Linked DNA regions of Homo sapiens: all the other regions are linked to region 2. A link is a loop called in an ENCODE intact Hi-C map of the cell type or tissue named here. Cell type or tissue: dorsolateral prefrontal cortex. All regions are shown on one strand.

Evidence for each region. Hi-C counts contacts between places; a loop is a spot of excess contacts. Peaks named below come from ENCODE experiments on the same cell type or tissue, not always from the same donor. Only the 100,000 strongest peaks of a DNase experiment are listed, where the experiment ranks them.
Region 1: a loop joins it to region 2, with 4 times the contacts of the local background. A loop is called at or near these places in 5 of 110 quality-filtered maps.
Region 3: it touches region 2 in a loop (4-fold over the local background); 4 of 110 quality-filtered maps call a loop at or near these places.

The regions. Positions count from the first base shown.
Region 1 is chr10:126,562,147-126,570,146 of GRCh38, reverse strand. The region is part of intron 2 of C10orf90 (chromosome 10 open reading frame 90); the gene reads left to right. Among named protein-coding and RNA genes, the nearest start is that of C10orf90, 100 kb to the left of the region's middle. In dorsolateral prefrontal cortex, no CTCF peak of the experiment used is centred here; DNase peaks (open chromatin) are centred at 4,336 and 4,446; H3K4me3 peaks cover 513 bases; H3K27ac peaks cover 7,237 bases.
Region 2 is chr10:126,744,718-126,752,717 of GRCh38, reverse strand. No RefSeq gene overlaps it. Among named protein-coding and RNA genes, the nearest start is that of C10orf90, 78 kb to the right of the region's middle. In dorsolateral prefrontal cortex, CTCF peaks have their summits at 3,287 (motif pointing left) and 3,488 (motif pointing right); a DNase peak (open chromatin) is centred at 3,457; H3K27ac peaks cover 1,298 bases.
Region 3 is chr10:126,666,342-126,674,341 of GRCh38, reverse strand. C10orf90 (chromosome 10 open reading frame 90) reads left to right here and starts at 3,649. Exons shown (of 10, transcript NM_001350921.2): 1 at 3,649-4,101. The coding sequence starts at 3,862. RefSeq lists a silencer at 1,401-1,623. In dorsolateral prefrontal cortex, no CTCF peak of the experiment used is centred here; DNase peaks (open chromatin) are centred at 561, 3,231 and 5,644; H3K4me3 peaks cover 5,127 bases; H3K27ac peaks cover 7,771 bases.

The sequences.
Region 1 (8,000 bases), 180 kb after region 2:
TGCAATTACGTGGGAGAATACGATCAGCGCAGAGCTCAGCATGCAGTGTAACACCAGCACCCGCAGAGCATTTTTGCTTTATTTAATTTTTAAAGAGACATTTCTTTTAGATTGCATGCTGTTGCCTCTGGTTCACAAGGATTACGATGAATCATTTAGTACCGTCACCATGGAATGTGCTGTGAAGTCACCAGCTAAAAAGCAGCATTGTTTTTCTTTTCTTTTCTTTTCTTTTTTAAGCTTGAAAGTGACACACAACCTGCTTTCTCCACAGTTCAGAAACACTTTAGGAGTTTTGGGGTCCCTTGTAAACTTTGTTACCCTGTGCCTTGGGTTGATTTTACTAGGGACAATCAGAAGAGCTATTTTCCATGTTTTGGTTGGCTATTCTTTTATAACACTGAGAGCCATTAGCATAGATTGGCCATAGACACCCAACAGGTTGTGCTGAGAGATAAGACTCCACACTTCCAGTAAATCCCATCTTGTTCTTTTCCCAAGACACACCCTCTTTCTGTTCACCCTGGCTTCTGCTTCTAATTTTTCGTTTTCTCATCTCTTTACAAAAATGTATTGCCAAGATACTTACTTGGTTTATACCCCAACTGTGGCCTGCCTGGGTTTGATGTATGTGATGATTATTTGTGGGTTCATATCAGACTGTAGAACCCTCAAAGGCAGGTCCAGTCTCTCTTGGTCTCTCTCTGCTTAGCATAAAGTGTTGGGGTGAGTTGGACCTTACAGGTTATAAGGAAGAGAGACTCACTCATGCTCCTCCCCATAAAGACAGTTTATTGTAAGGATCTGTGCTGCAATAAAGGAGGCAGGAATCTCGTGGGGCCCCAGAAAGAGCTGCATTTTTTCTATCAAATGTGGCACTAACAAGAGGTTCTCTTGGGACTCCAGAGCCCTCAGGAATCATAGACCAGTTCCTTCTCAAAGTGGCCACCCTGTGGCTACCCACCCCTGGCAGCCACGCTTGGAATTAGAGGCGGTGTCCTTGGTTCCCTGAAACCCCCCACTACTGCTCCCAGACTCTTTCTCCCTCCCTTCTTGAAGAGCCTGACTTGCATACCCTCCTGCCAGCTGACGTCACCCTGCACCCTGCCCCCGGGCTGCTGCCCCTGCTTTCACCCCAGCCCTGCCCCCAGCAGGGCTCTGGTGCCCATCTTCCTCTCCAGACCTCCTCCTGCCAGCCCGGCCTCATCCCTTGGCTGGGAGGTGCCCTAAACCTCCTTGTCTTCATTCCTGAACCGTCCTTAAGATCCTCATGCCCTAACCTCCTTGTCTTCACTCTTCAGCCCTCCTGGAGATCCTCCTGCCTTCTCAGGTGAACTCCTCTCCAGTTACACTGGGAAATGGCACTGTGAGCTGTGAGCCCCTTGGCTTCCCCACTCTGAGCCTCCTAAAGCACCTCTGTCTGGCTGTCTTTTCCCTCTATCTGGTGTAGGCAGAATGCTAAGATTCTGAACCCCTGGGTACAAGCCCTGCACAATCCCCATGCCTTATGTGTGGGTAGAACCCACGAATATGTGATAGGATATAATTCCCATGATTAGGTTACTTGTCATTTGAGGTTGAGTTAATCGAAAGAGATTATCAGGGTGTGTCTGACTAAACCAGTGAGCCCATGAAAAGGTCCTGCCCTTCCTGAGGTCAGGGATGTTCAGGATGAGGGATTCTGTGCTGGCTTTGAAGACGGAGGGGCTATATGGTGAGGACCTGAGGGAGACCCCTAGGAGCAGACAGCATTCTCTGGCCAGCAACAGCCAGTAAGGAAATAAGGACGGTGGTCCTACAACCACAAGGAATTGAATTCTGCCAGCAACAGAAAATGCTGGGAGGAGGATCCCAAGCTTCAGATGAGAACCAGCCCTGGCTAACGGGCTGATTCCAGCCTTGTGTGACTCTGGACACAGAGCCCGGTTGGGTCCGGCCTGACTTCTGAGCTAGGGACCTGTGAGTTATAAACATGTGCTATTCTGAGGGCTCCATTTGTGGTTTTTTGTTAGACAGCAGCAGAAAACTACTGCCTCCTCCCTCTGGCTGTGGAGATTTGCCCACCTTTTAGGTGGCCTAAGCTTAGGAAGTGGCCTAAGCTTAGGGAGTGGCCTAAGCTTCCACTTTGCTTCTATTCCATTTCCTCTCCTTTCCCAGAGGTTTTCTCCTTCTCTTTTCTCCCATTTCTTGTACAATAAACAATACCACTCATTTCTTCTCCTGGATTATTTCCATCAGCATACAAACCTGCCGCATCTTACAAATATCTTTCCCTAGTCACTCCTCCCTCTCAAGGTGCCACTCGAGGCTTCTTCTCCCTTGGAAACACTTCTCAGAGGGGGCACCATCCCCCATCCCTTGTCCCCCTTCTCCACCTGCTCCAGTCTGGCGTTTGCTCTAACAAGGTCCACAGTGACAACACCTCTGTGTCCCCACCTTGCTTGGCTTCCTAGCAGCACAGAATGCAGTCGAGTCTCGATCTTCTTCTGGCTCAAGGACACCCCTTTCTGTGGTCTCCTCCAGGTCACCTTCCAGGGCTTCCGACCCTGCTTTGCTGGTTACCCTCCTTCAGCCAACCCAGCTGTGGGTTTGCTCCTCTCTGAGCAAATCTCCCGGGGGTGGGGGAAGAGGGTCTCATGCCTCCCGATATGGTTTGGATCTATGTCCCTGCTCAAATCTCATGTCAAATTGTCATCTCCAGTGTTGGAGGAGGGGCCTGTTGGGAGGTGATTGGATCATGGGGTGGATTTCCCCTTTGCTGTTCTCATGATACTGAGTGAGTTTTTACAAGATCTGGTTGTTTGAAAGTGTGTAGCACCTTCCCCTTCATCCTTTTCCTCCTGCTCCAGCCAAGTGAAGACATGCCTGCTTGCCCTTCGCCTTTCACTATGAAGGAAAGTTTCCTGAGGCTTTCCCAGCCATGCTACCCCAGCCTGCAGAACCGTGAGCCAGTTAAACCTCTTTTCTTTGCAATTTACCCAGTCTTATGTATTTCTTTATAGCAATGCGAGAACAGACTAATACAATCCCCATGGCTGTAACTACTTCTTTATGACCAGGGCACCCAGCTGTGGCTCCCCGCAGGGTCCCCTCTGAGCTCCATGTTCACAGGCAATGGCCCACCCAGGGCCACCTTTGGTGGGTAATACGCCTCTCAGTATGGGTGTGTCTAAATGGAAATTTTCACTTCCTCTCCTCTTGCCCCCAAATCTTCTCCCTGGGCTTCCGGTCTCAGTAGGAAATCTAGAGGTCATTTTAAAGTCCCTCCCCCACCTGTCTTCCCGATGTGTGCTCCATCATCAAGTCCTGTGTGTCCTGCCTCCCAGATGTATCCTCTTAACTGGTCTCGCTGCCTCCGCTCTTGCCCCTCCCTGGTCCATCCTCCACTCAAAAGCAAAAGTGCTTTTCCTAAAAGGTCAGCACCTGTGGTCCTCCATGCCACTGCCCCACAGGCACCAGCTCCAGTCTCACTGTTCTCTTTCTGGTCCTCAACCTCAACCGACGTCCTTCCTGCTTCAAGGTGCCTGCCCAGGCTATTGCACCAGCCCTTGGAATACCCTTTGCCTTCTCTTTGCCGGTGGCTTCCTTCCTTCTCGCCTTTCAGGTGGCTCTTCAGGGAGCCTGGTCCTGTGCACTCCAGCAAGGCTGCCCCAGTATCCCTCATTGCAGCCCTTGTGTTTCCATTGTGGAACTCACTGAAACTGGCGGTAATTCTTGATGTTTTTCTTTCTTGTTCCCTGAAGGCCTATACTCTTCCTCTGAGTAAAGATTCAGTCCACTTTCTTCACTGTTTTATCTCCAGGACTTAGCACAGTGCCTGACACATAGGGGACCCTTAATGAATATTCGCTTACTTTGAAAACTAATAACATCACGTGTTGGCTTACTGTCTTTCAATCATAGCTACCTCCATTTGATCCATTCTATAACCCCATCTGTAAGTATCATGATCGTGAATGTTTAGAAGGTGAGGAGACCAAATTGGATCAGGTGAAATAATTTATCCAAGGTTATCCTTGCATAAATGCCAGGCTTTCTGGCTTCAGAGCCTGCCTGTCAGTCCTACACCTGGCTGGGCAATGAGCCCACTCACAGGACTATAGTGGAAAATTCATAACTAATGACAATAGGGTAGTCTGAAAATAGCCAGAGCTGCACACAGGAAAATGATCTTCTTTGTGAATATGGAAATGATAAGGGGACGTGGAGGAGCGCTATTTGGGCTAACCATCATGTCTTCAGTGGCCAGTAACATGCTGTTAGGTGCATTTGCTTGCATGTGCAGCACAGCATCTGAGAGGTGGTTCACTCAGTCTCAAAACAGCGGGTGGAGGATGCTGCGACCAGCATCTGGAGCTTTGAGAGAGGAATGTGGCCACTGGGCCACATCAAAGGCTGATGAGACTCTGCTCCCCTCCTGGATGGAGAGTTCTTGCATGGGGATGGCCTCTTTTCATCCTTTGTTTTCTGTTTCCAATTTGTTCAAACAACAAGGAGCTTTGAAGTTCCTTAAGCTACCACAAGTGCAGAGCCTGGACCGCAGAGTGCGAAGTTTCTCGTTTCACTGGAAACGTGCCAGTTTTCCAGATGCTAATAATGAAGGGCATTTTTAAAAAGCAGAGCTCGGTGTTCTACAAGTGCCTTGTTTTTAGGGAGGGTGACAGCAAATTGACTGATGCACAAGTTTGTGTGTGTGTGTGTGTGTGTGTATAATATATATAATATATATAATATATATTATATATAATATAATATATATAATATATATTATTATATAAAATAATATATATTATATATTATATATTATATATAATATAAATATATAATATATATAATATAATATATAATATAAATATATAATATATAATATAATATATAATATAAATATATAATATAATAAATATTATATTACATAATATGTAATATAAAAATTATATTACATAATATGTAATATAAATATTATATTACATAATATGTAATATAAATATTATATTACATATTTAATATTATATTTATATTATATATTATATAATATATATTTTATATATTATATAATATATATTTTATATATTATATATAATATATATTTTATATATTATATATTATATATTTTATATAATATATAATATATATTATATATATTATATATAATATATATTTTATATTTTATATATTATATATATTTTATATTTTATATATTATATATATTTTATATTTTATATATTATATATAATATATATTTTATATATTATATATAATATATTTTATATATTATATATAATATATATTTTATATAATATATAATATATATATAGAGAGAGAGAGTCTTATTCCTAAACTTGTAATTGAGTCATGCAAAGAGGTCTTCATTTCAGTCTTTAATTGGACGCCTTCAGGAGGGTGGGGATGAGTGAAGGACACTCAGTAGTCAGGCCACACATATGTAGGAGGCAGAGAGAAGGAAGCCCAAAGCCAGTCGTGTGTCTGGGTGGCTGTGGAGCAAGGCTGGCCACTTCCACATGAGATGGAGGAGGTTGCTATGGTTTCAATCTGGGAACTTCTCCAGGCTGCAAAAGGTGGGCCCTTTCTTTGCTGTTGAAGGCAAGGTTCACACTGGGTGGGCGCCAGGACACAAACTCCAGGGACTCGGGCTACATGCTGCTTGGATGAGACTATGGCCTCCTCTGAGAGCCAAGCTGTTTGTTCCTTGAAGGTTTGCAGGCTTGGCTGTTGGTTTGTGTTTGCAATGGAAGGAGGATGGCACCCACAGTGGGACTTTGCTGCTGCTGCCTTTGGGACCCAGGTTAGAGTCACCACTTCTAGACCCTCTTCTGTGCTCACCACAACCTGGTGGGCTGGGTCTCCATTCTTGATGTTCATCTGGATGGTTACAAAGCCCACAGAGACTAAAATGCTCAGCGTGGAGAGGAAAGTTGCTGCTGACATTTTGGCATATGCTTCTCCGGATTTCTTCCGAGCCTGCAGATCTACAGGGCCTGTGGTCTAGAGCCCTGTTCCTGGTCCATGTCTCCCCAAGCAGACAGATAGCGAGTGGGAGCCATTTGCAATGTCTGGAGACATTTGTGGTTTTCACACCTGGGGTGGGATGGGGACTACGGGCATCCAGTGGGTGGAGGCCACGGATGCTGCTAACTTCCCACAAGGCACAGGACAGCCCTCATGCAGAGACTGCTCTGGCCCCAGGGGTCAGCAGTGCTGAGATTGAGAACGCCTGTTCTCAGCTTCCGTGGTCATGGCCTTTACTCATCTGGCCCTGCACAGGACTGTGAGCCACTTGAAGGCAGGGCTGCTACTGGCTGATCCTCGGTCGGTGTTGGTTAATGAGTGCAGGATGTCCATCAGCTGCCGCCGCCAATTCCTCTGGCCTCAGGACCAAATAGTTTCACAGTGGGCAAATGAGCAAACGCTGGAGGCAGGATACCATGGGTTGTGTTCCTATGTTTAGTGCTCACAGATCCCTTTGCTGAGCAGGCAGACAGGATATTTGCTCATCATAGCCACCTCTATCACAGCCATCAATGTGGATTGGGCTCACGGCCACCAGGTGGTCCACACATTTTCACACAAATAATCCCCTTGAATCCTCACACAAACCCTCTAAGGATTTGACTGTGATTGTCCTTTTGTTATAGATAGAAAAACAGGCTCCAGAGGTCAGAGCCCTTCTTTCCCACGCTGCACACCCAGTGACCACAGGAGCTTTGCATGTGGCCATTTATGGCTCTGGTTAAACCCTGATCAAGCTAAGGCAGGGCTTGGCCTGGGCTGCCCAGGATCTATTTCACTGCATCTTGGGGGTAAAAGCTGGGGTCTCAAGGCTCATTCTGTCACAGGCCAGATGCGGTGTGAGGGTGGGGGTGGCAGGCGTGCGGTGGACGAGTGGCCCCTCTTTAGCCCCACGCTACTGCAGTGCCAATGAACTCCCCTCTTGGGGCCCAAGGCAGTGAGTGGACGTGCCCAGCATGTGCTGGTCACTTTAAACAACAACCAGCTGGAGTGCGGGTGGGGAATTTTGCCCCGAGTTGTAGCATTTGCCACTTTCTGTGGTGTAAATACTCCGGGGCTGGTTTCAAGTCATCAATGTGACATCATGTGCATGTGTGATGTCACCTGCACAGCCATGGAAAGCAATGTACGTGGGTCCCTCCGCCCAGCCCATGAGAGTGGGTGGCAGCATGCCACTGCCGGTGGCTGGGAGAAGTGAGTTCAGTCAGACACCCTTCCTCTGGGAATCTTGGTCTCTGCGCTGTGTGCGAGTGCAGCCTCAGGTTGGCAGATGGGGTTATGTGCATTTGGTAAATTGTGAAAGAAGGGGCTCGCCTGATGGTTTTACTGTCCTGGTTGGGGAGCTCTGGCAGGCTCTGCTCCCTGGATATTGCTGACTGTCAGGTGGGTTATAGGCCTCTTAGCAGCAGGCTATAGGAGAATTGTCTGTAACCACACAACTGGTGCCCATTAAAACTGATTGTGCCTTCAGAATCCAAAATAGTCCTATCCCAGGGAAGGGAGAGGAACTGCTCATTGAGCGTCTGCAGATTGCTCTGTGCCCGTTTGACAGGTGGGACAATCTGCATATCAGCAAGGTCACTTGGGCCACCCAGGGTGCCACAGGTAGCAATTAATGGAGACTGGATTTCCAGCTGGCTTGTCTGGGACTGTTCTGTCTCATGCTATCTGCAGGAATGAGGGATTCTGTTAAGAGGAATGTCTCATTGCCTGTGTGGTTAGCAGGTTCGTCTTGGTGAGGGAAGAAGGCAGAGTGTTGGTTGTGGATGTCCACTCTAGGGAGAGGCCCAGCCTTTGGACTTGGCTTCCATACAGTCTAAGGGAGGGCAGGGGGTAAGGGAGGGCAGGGGGTGGCTAGGCAAATCAGTTTGGATGTGGGAAGTTGGCAGATGCTAGCACGTGCACGCAGCAGTGAGATGAGGGCCGCATTCTCCCTCCATTAGGGACCCTCTGGGCCATGCTCATAGAGGTTC
Region 2 (8,000 bases):
GATATTACAACTGAAAGCACTGAAATACAAAAGATTATTCAAGGATACTGTGAACACCTTTATGTACATAAACTAGAAAACCTAGAAGGGATGTATAAATTTCTGGAAAAATACAACCCTCCTAGCTTAAATCAGGAATTAGATAACCTGAACAGACAATAACAAGAAGTGAGATTGAAATGGTAATTAAAAAATTACTAAGAAGAAGTCCAGGACCAGACAGATTCACAGCAGAATTCTACCAGACATTCAAAGAAGAATTGGTACCAATCCTTTTGACAATATTCCACCAGGTAGAGAAAGAAGGAACCCTCCCTAACTCATTATCTGAAGCCAACATCACCCTAATACCAAAACCAGGAAAGGACATAACCAAAAAAGAAAACTACAGACTGATATCCTTGGTGAACATAGATGCTAAAATCCTTGACAAAATACTAGCTAACTGAATCCAACAACATATCAAAAAGATAATCCACCATGATCAAGTGGGTTTCAAGCCAGGGATGCAGGGATGGTTTAACATATGCAAGTCAGTAAATGTGGTACACCACATAAACAGAATTAAAAACAAAAATTACATGATTATCTCAATAGATGAAGAAAAAGCACTTGACAAAAACCTGAATCCATTTATGATGAAAACTCTCAGCAAAATCGGCATACAAGGGACATACCTTAATGTAATAAAAGCCATCTGTGACAAACCCACAGCCAACATAATACTGAACGGGGAAGAGTTGAAAGCATTTTCTTTGAAAACTGGAACAAGACAAGGATGACCACTCTCACCACTCCTCTTTAACACAGTACTGGAAGTCATAGCCAGAGCAGTCAGACAAGAGAAATAAATAAAGGGCATCCAAATAGGTAAAGAGGAAGTCAAACTGTCACTCTCTGCTGATGATATGATCATTTACCTTGAAAACCCTAAAGACTCCTCCAGAAAGCTCCTAGAACTGATAAAAGAATTCAGCAAAGTTTCTGGATATAAGATTAACATACACAAATTAATAGCTCTTCTGTACACCAACAGTGACCAAGTGGAGAATCTAATCAAGAACACAACCCCTTTTACAATAGCTGCAAAAATAAATAAATAAATAAATAAATAAATACTTAGTAATATACCTAACGAAGTAGTCAAAAGACCTCTACAAAGAAAACTGCAAAACACTGATGAAAAAAATCATAGATGACACAAACAAATGGAAACACATCCCACGCTCATGGATGGGTAGAATCAATATTGTGAAAATACCATACTGCCAAAAGCAATCTACAAATTCAGTACAATCCCCATCAAAATATCACCATCATCTTCACAGAATTAGAAAAAACAATTCTAAATTCATGTGGAACCAAAAAAGAGCCTGCATAGCCAAAGCAAGACTAAGCAAAAAGAACAAATCTGGAGGCATCACACTACCTGATTTCAAACTGTACTATAAGGTCATAGTCACCAAAACAGCATGGTACTTGTATAAAAATAGGCACATAGACCAATGGAACAGAATAGGGAACCCCAAAATCAGCTCAAATACTTATAGCCAACTGATCTTTGACAAAGCAAACAAAAACATAAAGTGGGGAAAGGACACCATTTTCAACAAATGGTGCTGGGATAATTGGCTAGCCACATGTAGGAGAATGAAACTGGATCCTCATACAAAAATCAACTCAAGATGGATTAAGGACTTAAACCTATGACCTGAAACTGTAAAAATTCTAAAGATAACATTGGAAAAACCCTTCTAGACATTGGCTTAAGCAAGGATTTCATGATCAGGAACCCAAAAGCAAAAGCAATAAAAACAAAGATAAATAGCTGGGACCTAATTAAACTAAAGAACTTTTGCACAGCAAAAGGAACAGTCAGCAGAGTAAACAGACAACCCACAGAGTGGGGGAAAATCTTCTCAGTAAGAAAAAAAAAATCCCATCCAAAAGTGGACTAAGGACATGAAGAGACAATTCTCAAAAGAAGATGTAGAAATGGCCAACAAACATGAAAAAATGCCCAACATCACTAATGATCAGGGAAATGCAAATCAAAACCATCAGGCGACACTGCCTTACTCCTGCAAGAATGGCCATAATCAAAAAATAAAAAAAACAGCGGATGTTGGCATAGATGCGGTGATCAGGGAACACTTCTACACTGCCGGTGGGAATGTAAACTAGTACAGCTACTATGGAAAACAGTGTGGAGATTCCTTAAAGAGCTACCCTTTAATCCAGGAATGCCACTACTGGGTATCTACCCAGAAGAAAAGAAGTCATTATACGAAAAAGATACTTGCACACACATGTTTATAGCAGCCCAATTCACAATTGTAAAATCGTGGAACCAACCGAAATGCCCATCAATCAACAAATGGATAAAGAAACTGTATGTATGTATGTGTGTGTGTATATATATATATATATATGATGGAATACTACTCAGCCATAAAAAGGGACAAATTAACAGCATTTGCAGTGACCTGGATGAGATTGGAGACTATTATTCTAAGTGAAGTAATTCAGGAATGGAGAACCAAACATTGTATGTTCTCACTGATATGTGGGAGCTGAGCTATGAGGACGCAAAGGTATAGGAATGATACAATGGACTTTGGGGACCTGGGGGGAAGAGTGAGGGGGGGTGAGGGATAAAATAATACAAATGTGGTGCAGTGTGTACTACTTGGGTGATAGGTGGACCAAAATCTCACAAATCACCACTAAAGAACTTACTCATGTAACCAAGTATACCACCTGTGCCCCAATAACTTATGGAAAAATAAAACAATAATAATAATGATAAATTCTACAAAAAAGGAATAGAACACAGGGCACTGAATTGCAGCCCACTCTCAGCCACACTTGCCACTTGACAACCACCTGTTCTCTGCTAGACCCTGCCATGAGCCATTACGCAGATTGTCTTGTTTGTTTGGATAATGACCTCTTGAGGTAGGATTTCTTCCCTCCCATTTCACAGATGAAGAAACGGATTTGCAGACTGTAGAATGTAAATTACTTGTCCTCTGTCACTCAACCAGCAAGTGGCTGAGCTGGGCCCCACATCCAGCTTCTTTGACTTCCAAGCCCATGTTCTTCCACCAGGCAGTGCTGTCTTTCTTCTTGGCTGGGCATTTCTCCATATTGTTTCAGCAGGTCTGGAGAGGAGGTTATCAGAACTCTGTAGAGCCTCTTGCCTGGATGGTTGGTTGCCATTTTTCAGCACAACCCACAGGAGCTAGACCTGCACCTACTGGCCTGTTCTGCCATACTTTTTAAGGTTGATTGCTTCACTGTCAATTTCAGACTCTCTTCCTCAGGCCCTGTGAGGTTCACCCAGCACATACAGTCTTGTGGGCCTCCCCACTCCCCAAGCCACCCAGCCATGGGATGCTCTGAACAGAGCCGCCTTGTTCTTCCATGGGGCAGGTAGGAGGAGCGTACAATTGCGCAGCGCAGGAAAAAGCAGCTACCACCAGAGGGCACTGTGCCCCTTACATGGTTGGTACCTAGAGGACAAATGGCCCTATCCACTTACTCAGCAGAAGAAGGTGATTCTCTGAGATTTACATTCTCTTTTGGCCCAGACACTGCCTTATGAGGATGAATCACAGTGACTGCTGCATGTTATAGAATCCTTATGTGCTCTGCTGGCATATTGCAGTTGAAAGAAAACGAGCCACTTTAAGGCATTTCCCCTTCCATCTAACAGTGATGGATGAGGATCGCTGGGGCTGCCTTTTCCCAAAGCACAAATGAATTCACTTGCTCTCTTTAGAACCCACCGTTCAATTGATTCCGACACTAAAATATAGTAAGTAGTGTCAGAGAAAGGTCAGCAGATTGCTTGGAATTGCAGGCAAAATCCTATACCTCCTGGTCCTTGTTGATTTTAGTTAAATACAGTATTCATGTGCCAGTCAGCAGCTCAATCAACTAGAAGGGGAGCTGTGGCTCTGGATGGGGAAAGCCAAGGATTTCATTATGTAATGGAAACTGCTTTTATCCCTAGTATCAAGCGGCCCAGATGTAACTGGCTTTAAATTCTTCTGACCTAGTAGACACTCTGATGTTGAAAAATATAAAGTAATGTCAACATTCTGGAAGGGAAAACATGAGATGGATATTGGGCCAATTCTTTTACAGTTTGGTCCATTGGTTTTGATATGCTGTGCATGGGCAGCCACCTTGAGAGAGTGAATGCTGTGGTAGAGGCAGGACCCAGCGTGACTGCAACTGGCTGAAGATGTGTCACTGTCCATCCACGACAGAAGTCCAGGCTGCTGGGGCAGCACTCCACAAATCCTGCTGTTCGACTCTTGCTGTGCTCTGGTCTGCAGGTGGGGAATGGCTCTGGTCAGAGCCTCCTTGCCATGTGGATTTGGTCCCTACTTTCCTGTGAAAATCCTTCTTCCTTCCGGGCCTCAGTTTCCCCATCTGTAAAAGACTGAGTGGACTCTGTGGCTGAGCCCCTCCATTGCAGGCTGCTCCCAGGCTCCTGGGGCTGGTTCTCAGACATTGGCCTAATAAATACCCACTTCCATGACTCACCTGGGTTCCAGCCAAGCTGCTGCCTGGCAGCATGGAATGACCCTTCCCCATAGAAATCTGCATTTTAATAGGGGATTGGGGATTTAAAAAAATTATAAAATCAGAACATTCTAATAAAAAAATGAAAGTATACTACTTTACCACCCATCTTGCTATTAACTACATTCTCCGGGGATAATCTCTATTTTTCTAGAAGTTTTTCTATGCATAGAAACTTACATATATTATATTGGGCACATACTCTTTTAATTTTTTAACAAAGTTGTCTATTTACTAACAATAATGGTCTTCTCCTGATGATACCATAGGGGTACCCTTCCCAGTAAGAACAGAGAGTTACCTCATTCATTTTGATTGTGGCACAGAGTTCCCTAGCATGGCCGTATCTTAATTAATTGGTCAATTTTTACTGGTTGACTTTTAGGAGGTCTCCAATGTTTCACCTTTACTATCAAGGCTGTGTGAACAACCTCTCCAAATATCTTGGAATGCATGGAGTTGCTGGATGGAAAGGCATGTGCATTTAACTGTTATGAGGTTACCAAACAGGTTTCAGTTTATTTCCTTTTTTTTTTTTAAAGACGGAGTTTCACTCTGTCACTGAGGCTGGAGTGCAGTGGCATGATCTCAGCTCACTGCAATCTCTACCTCTCAAGTTCAAGGGATTCTCCTGCCTCAGCCTCCCAAGTAGCTGGGATTATAGGCGCCCACCACCATGCCCGGCTAATTTTTGTATTTTTAGTAGAGATGGGGTTTCACCGTGTTGGCCAGGCTGGTCTCAAACTCCTGACCTCAAGTGATCCACCTGCCTCAGCCTCCCAAAGTGCTGGGATTACAGATGTGAGCCACCGAGCCCGGCATATTAATTAACATGTCAATAAAAACCATTCATAGAACACCTGCTAAAGGCCACGCGGTGTTAAGTCCTGGGCGTGCAGAAGTTATGGAGACAGACTGTGTCCTCAGCGCAGTGAAATACGCTGCTGGGGAGAAAAGACAGCCATCCTCGAAAAGGTTGCGGGGTGTAGACCTGGGAAGGCTCACAGACCCTGCAACAGGTGATGAGACCCCATTTACTAGAGGAAGAGGCTGAGTTACAGGGAAGTCAAGGAGTTGGTTTTCCACCTGGAGCCAGGCCTTCTGCTTCGTGCTCATTCCCTCGTGCCATGGTGGGGTCCTATGGGGAAGTTAGTTGACCATCTCTGCAGATGTCCTCAGAAGCACTGCCTTGGTTGGGAGCTACTTCTAAAGTCTGGTCCTCAGGCTGGCTCATCCACCGGGCTGTTCCAGGTACCAGGAAGCCCAAAGAGACAGGGCAGTGATCCTCCGTCTCCTTTTAATCCTCCCTCCCTCTGATTCCAGTCTTGGTGGAGGTCCTAAGGTGGCTTTGGGCGCATTCTGTTGCTCAGAAACATTTGTTTTACATCGCACCATCCATCTTCTGCTGTAGACCTCTTCTCTTGGAAATCGTAATTCAACGGCACACTCTCTAAGGGTACCTGTCAACTGGTACAGCCCATTCCTCTTGCTGTGTGTGTGGTGTTCATCCAGACTTCCTTCCTCTCCGGTATGAGCTTGTTGATGCACTCACCTGTTCTAAGGGTGCTGCTAAAGATGGCGTTTATCTCATTGCTGCTGAAAGCTTTTCCAGTGCGGGGCCAAGCAGAGCATTGACTAGACCTCCTACTGTCTGCCTTGATGGAAGCAAAGGATCACTGGGTTATGCCTTACAGCTCATGGTGCACAAGAACTACCCAGGGAGGCCAGTGTCAAATAGACTCAGTGCATAAATGCTGGCTGGCCAGAGACTAAGCAGGTCTAATCAGGAGGCCATCTTTTACGAACAGGTGAGCAGTTGTTGGCCTTAGGATGGGGCCTCCAGGCTCAGCTCCAGGTTGACTCTCCTCTGAGGAGAATTGATCATCATAGGACAGATTCCAGGCCACTCACATCAAAACCTCCCAGGACAGCTTGTTAAAAATGCAGATTCCTGGGCCCTACTCACAGGGCTTCTGGTTTAGGTGGGTCTGCGGCAGAGTCTAGAAATCTGTATCTTTACTGACATCTTGAGTCATTCTTACGATGGGTGGGATTGGGTGGAAGTGTCCCATACTTCAAGAATCACTGCCTTGTCCTGAGCTAACAACTGACCGGGGGCTGCTTGCGACCTGCTGACACATTTTTTGTTCTTCACTTGTGCCAAAGAACATGATAAAATTTGAATTAGTTGGCAATCTTTAAACACCAGGATTTCTTTTTTTTTTTTCTGGACACAGAAAGTGGATGGAGGAGTGGAAATTGACTTAGAGCAAAAGAAGCTGCAGCCTAATGTGCCTATGGAGGGCAGGCTTGGGAGACACAGCCAAAGTGCCCTGCAGAAAGCCCTGACAGGCACAGCACCAGGAGGCCCTAGGATGTGAGGGGCAGGAGGTGGAAGAGTGGCAAGTGGGATTGGTGGGAAGCCGATACTGGCACCATTGGTCCCCTAGACAGCTAGAAAGTGCATTCTCTAAAGGTATTAAAATGGAGAGCATTGGACTTCAGAAGGCAGAGTCGAGGTGCAGGATTAAACATGGGGGTTCAATGGAAGTTTGCATCTTGAACCTGGGACCCCCAGCTCCTACCCCCAACTCTGCCTCTGGAATGTTGCAGCTAGACTGTGTCCCCCAGGTAGGACCCTGGAAGATTCTACCCTAGGGAAATGGAAAGGGCTCTGGCTTGATCACCTGGGGTGAAGCCCACCAGTCAACAGAGACAACTCATAAGCGTGAAGGTCCATTCAGCCTTTTAGGACCTTCCTCTCGTATATGAATAAACAGCCAGGGATGGCCAGAACTTTGAGGTAGAAATTCTCCGCTAAGAAAGAGAGAACAAAACAAATAAATAGAAGAAAGGAACCTTGAGGAGATGTGACTGTAGAAATCAGAAGACAATGTCAACAAAAGTCAACTTGCTGTTCTCAAAGACAGAATATGCTGCATCCAGAAACCAAGAGCAACATGTGAATGGAAAAGAAATGACTGGAAATAGAATGAGCTCTTGGAGATGGAAAGTATAATAGCCATCAATGAAATCAGTGGAAATCAAATAGGGAATGAAGGGCCTGGAAATATCTCAGGAAGTAGAAAAATAATAAAAAAGAAATGAAAACTATGAAAGCATGGGAGTAGGGGAGGAAGAATCCAGGAGTCCAGTATCTGCCTAATAAGAATGACAAGAAATAAGAAGAGACAAAATAGAGGGAGGAAGCTATCAAAGATAATTCAAGAGGGGCACAAACCACTGTGCTAGAAGGCCCAGCTGGAACAAAGAATGAGATGATAGTATCAATGGTCACAAAATCAAATGCTCATTTATTGCTGACCACATGTCAAGCACTGTTCTAAGGGCTTTGATGTATTATCTCATTAATGTGCACAACCACTTTACACAAAGGGCATTTA
Region 3 (8,000 bases), 78 kb after region 2:
GAAGAGTTCCCAGAAGAGCGGGACTCTTGGCAAACCAAAAAGCGTTCAGTGTCCTTGGCAATATGTGTGAATGTGGTGGCATGGTGGTGCCTAATACCACCATTCTTTTGTGACTGTAAATGTGACTGACTTTCTGTCCTTTGGATGAGAACTAGCTTAGTTTGTGCTTGTGTCTGGCACTTCTTCCTTCAGTTGTTTTTGCTAGCATCTAGCATTAAAAATCTATACTTGTATAGTTTTAAAAATATATACTTTATAAAACAGTTTCACACACAACAACCACCTAACGCAATGTTCACAGCTGTCTGCTCCGGGGATGCTAACTCTATTTCCCATTTGAGGAGATCAAGGCTGGCCACCTGCCCCAGTTCTGGGCAGCATTACATGGCAGAGGAAGTCTTGGAGATAGGGTCTTAGGATGGCCAGTTGAGTTCCAGCTTCTCCTTAACAATCTTCCTTCTTTGGTATTAAAATGATGTGTCTGGCAATTTAGAGTCTTTGCCCTTTGGGAGTGATGACAGCTGGTGTCTGTCAGGCAGGTGCCCGGTGCCAGGCTCTGTCCCAAGCCCTTTACTAGTGCCAGCTGCTTCAGTCTCCACAGCAGCCCATCAAAGAAGGCACTATTGTTATCCTCTTAAATGGATGGGGAAACTGAAGCAAGGGTAGTGTGTAGTTCGCCCAAGGCTGCAAGGCAAGCACTGTGAACATCAGCAGGAACCACGTTTTCTTACTTGGAGGCTGTGCTTCAAGAGGGCACAGTGGCTGGACTGTGGAGGTTGTGGCCCTGCTGGAGGGTGAGGAGCAACAGTTCTGAGGGCAGATGGAAGGACATCAGCTCATTCTTCTGCACCCAGCCCCACCTCAGTGACCCAGACAGGAAGGCCTTTCCCAGGGAGGGTGGAACTGCTCTCTGCTGAGCTGTGTCTGCACATGGTCAAAATTGACACACTCTAGAACCCAGGGGTGTCAGAGAAGCTAGGGGGCTTGTGGTTAAAGGGAACTTAAGCCAGAAGGGAGGAGTCTTGTCCACAATCACCTGCTAGTTTGTCTTAGGGCCTAGGTGCAAACCCATCTCCAATTGTCCATCCAGTGCTCTTTCCAGCCCTTGGACCTCTCAGTCAAGGTTCTCTCCCTCTGGGCCTCAATTTTCTCCTCCATATAATGAGGAATTCAATCTGACAATCCCAAGTCTTCTGTCCATCCCTATTGACCAAGAATCCCAGAGACCTGCCTAAGGCCACATTACTGCTTCCTCTTGTTGGCCATACTGGCCAGTTAAGATCCAGCCACCAGCTGTGGTCAAGGGAGAGAGAAAACTCACCCATAGCCTTAATGATCTTTGGAATCTCCATAATCACCACAGGCTGGCTGTGCTTGTGACAAGTGCTCACACTAGCAGTCAGCCAACCATCAGCAAACCTCTCCATGCTGGTCTCGGAGTAGCTGATGACCAGTCCTGGTCTCGGGGTAGCTGATGACCAGTCCTGGTCTCGGGGTAGCTGATGACCAGTCCTGGTCTCGGGGTAGCTGATGACCAGTCCTGTTCTCGGGGTAGCTGATGACCAGTCCTGGTCTCGGGGTAGCTGATGACCAGTCCTGGTCTCGGGGTAGCTGATGACCAGTCCTGGTCTCGGGGTAGCTGATGACCAGTCCTGGTCTCGGGGTAGCTGATGACCAGTCCTGGTCTCGGGGTAGCTGATGACCAGTCCTGGTCTCGGGGTAGCTGATGACCAGTCCTGGTCTCGGGGTAGCTGATGACCAGTCCTGGTCTCGGGGTAGCTGATGACCAGTCCTGGTCTCGGGGTAGCTGATGACCAGTCCTGGTCTCGGGGTAGCTGATGACCAGTCCTGGTCTCGGGGTAGCTGATGACCAGTCCTGGTCTCGGGGTAGCTGATGACCAGTCCTGCTGGCCTCAGCATTGTCCAAGGTCCTTTAATGTGTGTAGTGGTGGAAGAAAAGACTTTATTATTTGTTATCTGCCTTGCGGGGTCTCCTGGACAGGAGCAGATAGACACAAATGGGAGCTGGTTTAAATGGCGTTTTTGGGGACACAGGGAATGACCTTCCCTGTGCCCAAACATGAAGCAGATCCCCTCTTTCCTTGGTGTCCCTGTTCAATTTTCATGTTTTTATTGCTCAAATGTCTCCCATGGCTTTCTTTATCACATTGCTTCCAAATCCAAGATGGCGCTCCATGGTGTAGCTCCCTGGGAGTTTCCAGCATGACTGTCAGGTTTGAGTCAGCCATGGATGCCATCAGTTGGGTGTTGACACTCTCTTTGACATCCTTGGGAGAGCCCCAGGCAGACCCGGGCTGTGTTCTGTTTAAGGAACCATGAACTCCACTTCACTGTGTGATCTTGAGCCAGCATTTAGTCTCTGTAGGTCTTCTACTTTAACACTCAAATGAGAATGTTGGCCTAAATGATCTCTAAAGTCTTTTCTGTCTCCTCCTTCATTGTAGTTCCCATCTTCAATACTTCCATTGCTCCGAAGGTGGAAGTTCAGCATTTTAGCCCCCAAGTCCTAGCCCTGCTGAGTGTGACATGCAAAGCTTCGACCCACAGCAGGAAGTCTCACAGTTCTGGGCTAGGACTGCAGCTCTGTTTTCAGGAAAGTTATCTGGAGGCTCTTCTTCCTTTAGCCTCTCCCATGGCTTTCAATGTGGGGCAGGTGAGTTAATTATTCAAGGGGGTGTCTCTGCCAAGAGAAAGTCACCTGTGGAGAAGAGTTCTGTGTCTGGACTTGGAGCACAGCCACGATGCTGTCATCTGCTTCCTCTTGGCACACACCCTTGATCCAAGGCTTGCCATTTTCACTTCTAAATTACTAGGTTAATAGAAATGGCATCAAAACATTAAATAAAGTGAGGCATATACCATGGATCTGCAATTCTAATTGACTTGAAATTTAGAATCTGATAATTATTAGCATTGTGTTAATCTCCGTTATCATATGTGTAGCGAACACTGTGCAAAATAATTTGGGTAGAGAACGCGCAACTGTACTTTCAAAATGATGCCTAACGTGACTCTATTCTGTGTTGTTGTTTCACTGTTTTGCTCACCAGATCCTAACAATAACCCTGTGAGTGGCAGATGGGGTATTTTCCTTCCAGTCTTCCTCCTGGTAAACTGAGACTCAGGGTGGTGAGGGAACTTCCCATGGTTGACCCAGGACCAGAGCCCCCTTCTAGGCGAGTGGACTCCACCCCCAGCCCCCACGTGATGCGCTGTTTTTCCGATGCCCTCTTGCAGCTGTTGCTGCTTCTGCGCTGGGAGTTCTCTTTTTCACTTGAATGTTTTCTTCTCCAGGGCTGAGGACGCTCTTTGTATTGGTAGGCAGCCTGCACTTGTTCCTTTCAGTCCTGGCAAGTAAAAGCAGGAATTCTAAAAAGCAACGATTATTCCTCCTAGTTCCTTTGTACAGAGCCCTGTAAATAATTTATTTGGATTTGAGGGGGTAGAGACTGACAAACATATTGAATCTCTCAGTAACTGGGTGAATTCTGTGTTCAAAACTTCAATGCAGTGGAAAGAGAAATACTTCTTTGAAATCAGAGAAGACTTTGAGTGACCCGAGAGCTCAGGCGTGAGGCTGGAAACAGACCACAACAAGAAGTTTTTTTTTTTTTTTTTTTTTTTTTGGCACGTAAAGGTCACCCCTGAGGTTCCCACATCCACATCCTTCACAAATGTAGCTGGGATATTGAGACAACTAGCTCTGGAGTTGGAAAACACTGGGACAGGTCCGAGCTGGGGCACTGCCCAAGTCCCTCCTGTTGCACTCAATACCTGGGTTAAACAAAGAAAATTGTGTTTGCCAGTCTCACTAGCTAAAGTCACAAGATACTGAGTCTCATGCAGCACTCTGGAATTCCTACAAAAACTCATCCGCAGGGGTATGCTGCCCGCTACACAGAAACGGCCGTGCATCGGACTTTCCAGATAAAAACATTTAGTACAGAGTTGAAAAACCATGTGATGGTCATGGATTTTGTGAAGAGTAACTGGTTTCCCTCCCAGAGAAGAGCCAAAGTTTGTATCATCCATATGTGTCAAGGCTTGAAGACGGCTGAGCAGACAGCCAGCAGATATGAGGTATGGCTGAGCCTGGGTGGGTGAGTGGGTACACGCTTGACTCAGAGAGAGATGGACGTGTTGCTCATCAGACAGTTCAGGTGTTTTATCTGGTCTAATAAATTAATCATTTGTGTTTGTAGACTTCCCTAAGGGATTTGGAAAAGCCTTCTTCATTTCTGAATTTATTTTAGTTTTTGAAATATGGGGGAGGGGGAAAGTATATCGGATGAAGTTAATTTACGATGACACATGTCTGCATTTACAAACTTTATTGGTGCTCCAAAGACTACTGAGTTGGGTAATTTGTATCCATGTTTAGAAACTACAGCATGTTTCTGTGAGTTAAATATTCTTAGCTCTGTATGTTTGCAATCACCTGTCTTTAAAAGCAAATTCCTACTTGTTTCCTGTTGCGTTTTGTAGGAGAATATGTATGACGTGCCTTCATCGAGTTAAAATAGAATGATTCAAGTTAGGCCAGTAAGAATGATCTTTTATTTTTGAGAGCAAGCTCTAATTTTCAAGCAGAGACAACTTTGTAAAAAAAAAAAAAAAGACAGAGAGTGAGAGAACTTTGGAGATTTAAAATGTCAAAGTGAGATAAACACATTACTCTGAAACATATTTGTATTCTGCAACTAGTATCAGCCACAAGCAGTTATCTTTTCAGAAAGTAAACACGCATGAAATCTGATCGGCTGTTTATTGTACATGGAATAAATTATGAACGACATTGTAATTGACTCCCATATAGCTCATTTACCCATCTCTTTTGATAGATGTAACATGCAAATTGCTAATGCCTTATGAAAAGGTAACCTTTCTGAATATTGATGCTGTTATTAGGAAAGCCTTCCCATGAATACTGGCAAATACGCCAGGTCTTTGTTCCCCAGGCTGGGCAGAAGGAAGCCAGCACAGTGTGGAAGGAACAGGTTTTTCAAGGTTCAAGGCTGGCTTCTTCCAGTTCCAGCCCTGGGAGTGTGAATTTCCATGTTCACAACAGAGATGTAAAGGCCACAGAAATAATGGTGCTAATTAAATTCAGTAATAGTTGTTCATTACTTCATTGCCCAATCAACTGGAGCAAAAGGTGTGCAATTAGAATATAATTGAAAGAAATCAGAGATGTCATTATTCACAAGTAATTAATCAGATGGGGACAGAATTTTATCATTGCATAATTTTCACTGAGGTTATTTTCCAGTCCTCCAGAGAGAGAAAAACTTGTTGAATTACATTATTATGCATTGTTCATAGCTTCATTTTAAACCCTATGTAGCAAATGGTAGATCTGGCATTCTCGTTTTCTTCGTATATAAAACTTCACTGATTCCTATAGCCACACTGATTAAAACAATATGAAAAAAGTACACCTTTTTAGGAGGTTACAAAAAACTTCAAATATATGACAGTCACAGCTACATTTTTTTCAGGGCCCAATACGCTGCTACTATTGACAGCCAACAACCGAGCCACTAATGTTAAAATGAATGCCAGATCCAAGCCCCCACCCACAATCAGTCTGATGGGCTGGATGGGCCTCACTGTGTCCATGACTCCCCAAGTTGTCCAGGAAGGGCCTGCCTCCTCAGCTCTAGGGCGGGCCAAGTTTGAAAACCATCAGATGGGATTTGCACCCCCTGTCCCTCTGAACTTCAAGGTCTGCTCTTGACTTTTGGTAGCAAACATTTCCGATTTTAAAATATTCCTCATCCATTAAACTATTCTTCATGTTATTCCTACCATGACATCTCAGCATTATTTAGATTAGGAAATTTAGGAAGAAGGAAACTTCCTTGCTCAATTTCCCAAGCTGAACTGCTGAGAGACCCCAATTAGCACTTCTGGGTTCTGCCTTTGGACTTGGCCCAGTGACTCCTTCTCTTCTATCAGCTCCAAGGCCATTGGTTAACCTGCCCTGGGCTTTGACCACAAAGTACTCAATGGGCTGACAAATGAGCAGGGTCTCTGGGATGAACTCTCAATGCACAAAGGTGCTAGATTAAAGAAACTGGCTGGTTATCTGGCAAAAGTGAGTTTTGGAGATTTTATTTCTGTAAAAACCTTATGGATTTCAAGTTCTTCCCATGAGGTCCTGCAAATCTGCTTGATTTTAGTGTAAAACCTACAGACTCAAATTTTTCCAAAACCATGGTCTTAGTCCTGAGCTGTCTTAATGGTTGGAGAAGCCACCTCTCACCAGCTGAACTGCAGCCCAGGGATGATCCAGCCACACGCATACCTTTACATAGACTTCCTTCTGATAGGAACAAGGAGCAGAGCCTGCTGCACTGAAAGTTACCAGGATTGGGAGCAGGTGGTGGTGAGGGGTGCTGAAGGTCCCTGGGTTCATATTTTCAAAGACTTGATGTCTGCACACTCTAAAAATGCCCCAAACTCTGAGAAATACAGTTTGTTAAGGGCATGTCTCCCCCTGCGTATGTTTTTGATGAATTTCAGACATCAATGTAGCCATAACTGGAGGATGGGATGAGCCTATATTGGAGCTCTGCCTTCTGTCCGCATGGCAAGCAGGGACACTTTCTGAGACTCTCTATGCAGCAGAGCTTGCGTGGTTTTGCCAGCTTGGGAAGGGAAACCTCATAGAATTCAGTGATGTGCTCATATCTCCTATGGTGTGAATGTAAGTGAGCATCTCCTGATTGATTGTGGAGACCTTTCTGATGGTAGGTGCAGGCTGAGATGCATCAGCTAAGGCTCACCCATCTGTCCTCTGACAGGCGACAGTTTCTAATGCCTTTAATCACTAAATGAGCCAAAGAAAGATTTTGTATTTGGAAATCACTATTTGGCCATGCCTCCTGATATTTTTCAAAATCTCCATCATCATTTCCATCTCCTTTTTCTATTCATTCTTTTAAAAAATTGGGTTTAGTCAGCTGGGTGTGGTGGCTCACGCCTGTAATCCCAGCACTTTGGGAGGCTGAGGTGGGTGGATCACGAGGTCAGGAGATCAAGACCATCCTGGCTAACACAGTGAAACCCTGTGTCTACTAAAAATACAAAAAATTAGCTGGGTGTGGTGGCAGGTGCCTGTAGTCCCAGCTACTCGGGAGGCTGAGGCAGGAGAATGGCATGAATCTGGGAGGCAGAGCTTGCAATGAGCCGAGATTGTGCCACTGCACTCCAGCCTGGGCGACAGAGCAACACTCTGTTTCCAAAGCAAAACAAAACAAAACAAACAAAAAAAAATTGGGTTTAGCCAGTAGTGCTGAATTCTGGCTGAGTAGAATCATAGTGAACTTTTTTTTTTTTGAGACAGGGTCTCACTCTGTCGCCCAGGCTGGAGTGCAGTGGCACGATCTTGGCTCACTGCAACCTCCGCCTCCCGGGTTCAAATGATTCTCCTGCCTCAGCCTCCTGAGTAGCTGGGATTACAAGCACCCGCCACCATGCCCGGCTAATTTTTTTTGTACTTTTAGTAGAGATGGGGTTTTACCATATTGGCCAGGCTGGTCTCGAACTCCTGACCTCATGATCCGCCCGCCTTGATCTCCCAAAGTGCTGGGATTACAGGTGTGAGCCACCGTGCCTGGCCTCATAGTGAACTTTTTAAAGAACTGCATATGCCTCTGGTGCAGCCATGGCCATTGTGACTCAGTGGGCCCAGAGCAGCGTGAAGGCATTGGCAATGACAAACAAGGAAGAACACTTACCAGGTGACTCCTTTCATCTCCCACACCCCTCCTCGTGCTCATGCTTTCCTCTACCTTCTTGAGCTGCTTTAAGGTCCTTGTCTCCTCATTTTATCAGCATCTGTTATTTCTGCATCATTTCTAGTGATTGATTTTCCTCCTGATTATGGGTCATGCTTCTTTGCACACTAGGTAATTTTAAAATTGAATTTTGGATATTGTGAATCTTACATTGTTTGGTGTTTGATTTTGTTAAGT